Regions from separate parts of the Mus musculus genome. Here region 2 is linked to region 1. A link is a loop called in an ENCODE intact Hi-C map of the cell type or tissue named here. Cell type or tissue: left cerebral cortex. All regions are shown on one strand.

Evidence for each region. A loop is a pair of places that touch in the nucleus more often than their neighbours do. Peaks named below come from ENCODE experiments on the same cell type or tissue, not always from the same donor. Only the 100,000 strongest peaks of a DNase experiment are listed, where the experiment ranks them.
Region 2: it touches region 1 in a loop (5-fold over the local background); 8 of 42 quality-filtered maps call a loop at or near these places.

Annotation. Positions count from the first base shown.
Region 1 is chr1:42,239,286-42,241,785 of GRCm38, forward strand. No RefSeq gene overlaps it. Among named protein-coding and RNA genes, the nearest start is that of Gm28175, 17 kb to the right of the region's middle. In left cerebral cortex, no CTCF peak of the experiment used is centred here; DNase peaks (open chromatin) are centred at 1,072 and 2,103.
Region 2 is chr1:41,809,282-41,811,781 of GRCm38, forward strand. The region is part of intron 1 of Gm29260 (a long non-coding RNA gene); the gene reads left to right. Among named protein-coding and RNA genes, the nearest start is that of Gm29260, 68 kb to the left of the region's middle. In left cerebral cortex, a CTCF peak has its summit at 1,236; DNase peaks (open chromatin) are centred at 681, 771, 1,250 and 2,027; H3K4me3 peaks cover 913 bases; H3K27ac peaks cover 1,156 bases.

The sequences.
Region 1 (2,500 bases):
ATCATCAGGGATTGGCAATTCACACAGCTCAAAATCCCATTTGCAGCATAGCTTCCCCCATCCCATGGGATTCATTGTGGGAGCATTTTAATATCATAGTTTTCTTATAGTCGAGAACTCTGGAAGAATTGCCCTGGTCTAAGATAGAAGGCCTTACATCAGAGTGGAGATAATGAACTGACAGCACACACACACACACACACACACACACACACACACACACACATACACACACACATACACACACACATACACACACATATACACACACACATACACACATACACACACACACACACATACACACACATACACACATACTCGCATGAGAGAGAGAGAGAGAGAGAGAGAGAGAGAGAGAGAGAAGTCTACCTCTTGAATTCTTTGTGATGAAAGTTGATTTCTGGAGATAAGAAATGAATTTTAGTCTTTTATGAGCATTTTTAACTTCTTTTCTTTGCAACTGTACAATTTCCTTTATGAGAACAGAAGAACACAGATTTTTTTCACCATCACCACATCCTCTCCTTCTTTTAGACAAGAGCTGGGATTGTGTTCTTTTAAAGAGCTACTCAAGAGCCCACTTCCATTTCCAGTTCTAGACAACCCACCTTACTTCCTTCAGTCTTCAAGAAAGATGATGTTTGAATATCTTGAATATTCTAGTCTTTTCTGTAGACACCTCTTTTCCCTAAATGTTATTCCCTATAGTTAAGACCAATGCAATCTTTCCCTCTCCTATCTCTACACAAGTCTCTCTCTCTCTCTCTCTCTCTCTCTCTCTCTCTCTCTCTCTCTCTCTCTCCTCTCTCCCAGAAGTTCCAAGAACAAATATTCTTTCTAAAACCAGTGTATACTTTTTGGAACAAATACCAGACTAGATTTCTTATGTTTGCCTTTTATAGAGCTCACACTTTAAAATGCCCAGTGATCTCTGAGAGTGGTCTGTTCCACCGTGAGCATCAAACAGCTTAATCATCTACCAGATGCTGATAGCAACACCAGCATCCACAGGTGGATGTCGAAGCAAGCCGTGTGAAGAGGACACCGATGATGGAGGAACCCCTTGACTCTGGACTAGATTCCTTCCCAGCTGTGAACACGAGGCTTGGAAACCAGAGATTATTCTTAGAGCAATCATCACTTTAAAAGTCAGACTTCAGATCTAAAAAAGAGAGCCACACCGAGCACTTGGTGGTTCCTCTGAGTTTCCATGCGGGTTCTTTGGGGAGGGTCTCCTGGTCTAATCATGGTGATTTGTGGTTTATATAGAGGTTCTGAAACTCAGGCATCATCATGAAGGCTTATATGTTTAGATCTGTACACAGCTGTGAGTCATAAACAAAAATACCAGAATCTTTCTTCCTTAGAGAAATTAGAGCTAAAAATTAGAACATATTTCCAATAAGACCACTCAGATAAAAGCTAACAAAATTGCTTTATATAAAAGATAAAAGTAACTGGGTAAAGCCAGCCTCAGGCCTCCTCAGGCCTCTGCCTTCAGATCTCTCCCTTTGGATAAATAGATAACTGACCCTTAAAACCACAGACCTCCTTGGTCCTTGTCATTGCAAAGGAGAAGGAGAAAGGGAGAGAGGAGAAAGAGAAGAGAGGAGAGAGAGAGAGGAAGGGAGAAGAGAGAGAGAGGTCTGAGCTCATTACTAATTGGAACAAAAAAGTCTTAAAACTTAGTAATTTGAGAAATTAGCCAACTTTTTCCCTGTAGATGAATTGTCCTCATCTATGATATACATTTCAGAATGAAACTTAAATTAGCTCCTTAAAGTGGTCTTGTGACTTTAATTATTCACAAAGTACACAAATTTAATGAGTTTTTAAATATTAAAACTCGTCTCCATTGTCACTATGGTGAGCTCTTAATTTACAGAGCAATTAAGTCAGGACCCTCATTTATCAGGACATGTGCGTTTGTGGAAAACGTCGTCAGTTTTTATTAATTGATGCTACGGAAAGACTGAGGTGAAATAAATGCATGTCTTCAGAGGTCGGGTCTGTGGCAGTGGGGAGCTGGCAAGGAGTAGGATGTGAGTGAGCTAAAGAAGAAGCCACCGCTAGCTCGGGAGATTGCTGAACTATAAACAGTGCAATGGTTACCGCTCTCAGCCAAAATGCTCTCGAGAAAATGCCCCCTGAGTTTTTCTCTGGCAAACATCTGTCATGGGTAGTAGCTGAGAAACAGGGAGACTTCAAAGCAGTACTTTCTGATTATTAGCAGAGTGTTGAGTGTAATGTTCTTACATTTTAATGTGAACCAAGTGTTGATGAGCTGAGAGCGTAGAATTAAAAAAAGTAGCCCAAATTTCCTTTGTTCTTCAGAATGGGGCTGACAGGAACATTAGCAGTCAGGACTGCTCCTCCATACTTAACCACGCTGAGCTACTGTGATCCTAAAGCCTGAGATGGGTGCTGGGAGCAGAGCTAAGCCAGTCCCTGTCTCTGGGTATCTATCCATCCATCCACCCATGGCACTTCCATCCAT
Region 2 (2,500 bases), 430 kb before region 1:
TCTCCCCGAAAAGTTTATTTCCTTAGTCATTACACTAAACAAAAACAGGTATTTTTTTGTTTTGTTCTGTGGGGGGGGGGGGCATGTATTAGGGGAACGCACTTAACAATTGTTAAGAATAGGCCGTGTGTGTCTTTGGATCCTATTTTTACCAAAGAATTCAGTAGGGAATGTTGGTCACTAGACCCTAGTAGTTGTAGTTAGGATATACTCTACATTAGTCATTTTTCACACCATGTGAGGAAACCTCACTAAATTTAGCATGATTAAATTTGAGCAGAACTATATATTAATATTTCATTTTCAATTAAGTGAAAGAAAATCTACCTGGGATAATAAACTTTATCTGTATATTGTGTCTGTAGAGAGAAAAAAATTGATACTTTATTTAGAAATACTAAAACTCACAAATCCATGATATCAATACTTTAGCAGGCAAGCAAGAAGGGCCAGTATTTTGGATCTCTTATTAAGATTAAGCAGAGTCGCTTCCTTGTGGATAACTTTGCGCATTTCTATGTGGTTAAAACCAGCTGAGAGAGGCGAGGAAAGCTGAGCTATCACTTTTGTTTTATTTTATTTTTTAAAGTGGCTACTGTAGTGGCAAAGGGCACCACCGGCTTCTTTATTGTTACACCACCAGTTCTGACACGAGGGTGACAAACATCATTAGTTTTCTGTTGTAGCTATTGTTGCTTTTGATGACGGCTTCTACAGGGGCCATGCTGCATTCACGCTTTGAGTTCTATGAAGGGACTCCTGAGCTGCCCTGGGACAACCTTGCCAGGTGTAAGGAGCATGGCCCTTGATCTTTGTTGTTCTAGCTGCATGGAATTTCCCTTCCAGCCTTGGCTGGGGAAAGTCCTATTAAGTGCTTTTCACAATTTTCTTGTATTCGTGGGTTTCTTTTATTAAACCAGATACAAGTTGTGACACGATATTAATTCAATCACTAATAACAGACTGGGATCGCGAATCTATGTCAGCAGGTTGGTGTTGATGAAGCCGTAGACATTGCTAGAATATCCTTTTAAATGCTTGCTAAATTTTATTTCTGCGGTGATAGACTGCTGGGTTTATCCCCACCCCACACCCCACCCCACTTTTCTCTCAATCAAAAAAAAAAAAAAAAAAAAAAAAAAAAAAAAAAAGAGCACAAGTGTCCCTCTATGTATGAGCTCTGCAGTCCCAGCTTCTCTGTTGCAAGGCTGGCTGGCAACCACTAGAGGGGAGGAGACAGCCGGATTTATTGAAGGCTCCAGCAGAGATGGATGGTGGGGAAGGCGTCAGAGGAGGAGGTGCCAAGCAATTGAAGTGGGTTATAAAGGTTTGCAAAAACAGGGGAAAATAGACTTCTTAGGATATGCAAAATTTTGCTTCATATAAATGAGAACTGACTGGAAGAGTGGTTAGAAGGTTGCAGCGCATGTACCTGTAATTCTGTAGTCCTAAGAATTAGTAAGGCGAGCCATGAAATCCGAGTTAACACTTATGAAAACAAATGGCTCTTTCCCCAGGACTGTAGCTAATGGTCATGTGCGAGAAAGAACAGCTACTGGGGGAGAACAGGAAAGGAGTCTAAAACGATCTGTCTGTTTTGAGTAAAGAGGAGTCCAGGGGCATACAGCTCATTTCCTAAAGCATGCCAAAACTTAACCCTGTTCACGTCTCTTAACCCCTTACATTCTGGGGCCAAGAGAGAAACAGAGGAAACATCCCAGAAGTAAAATAATGATACAATATACCCAGAGAGAGGAGATGGGAGGAGGGAGGAGGTGTTTGACCTTCCTGGAATCCTGAACTACAATATCCTACTACATGGACTTAAATCAAAAAAATTGTACTGTGGGATGAGGGGGGTCACATATAGCAGTTGAAAAATACCTCTGATGCTTTTGAATCCAGCTTGACCTCTTTGATCTTTAATTTTGGGGAAACTAAAAGGAAATAAATATACTTAATGTTAGTATTGTTAAAGTATTGCAGTGTGGAGCTGGGGACTGTTCTGTGTGCTCTCCTGAGCATAATTGCACTGAGATCATCCTGTTTCCATTTTGAAAGCCACTGGCAATTACTGGAATACAATGTATCATGCGTTTGCTCACTGGATATAAAACCTATATACTAATTCGCAATAAAATGTAACAGCTGTCAGTGCATTTTCTGCTCTGTTACTTCAATAAATTGGAACTCTGACTAGAAAATGGGAATGTTGCGTTTTTACACAGTCTGTAATGTGTTTGCTTTTTGCAAATACAATTTATTTTTTTCATGACAAAAATTGTAGTTTGTTATTACTGCTAGTGGATAAATATTCCTATATCAGAATGAATTACATATGGTACCTGTAAAGAAGTAGTAATATTTTCTCTTTTTTATGGTAGCCTGTCTTCAGTAAACAAAATACACTTAACCTACTTCTGTCGCATACTGAGGTTCCCACCCCCCATCATGATGGCTGTGTGCTGAGAGTAGGAAAAGATGCATGAGGTTTTTTTTT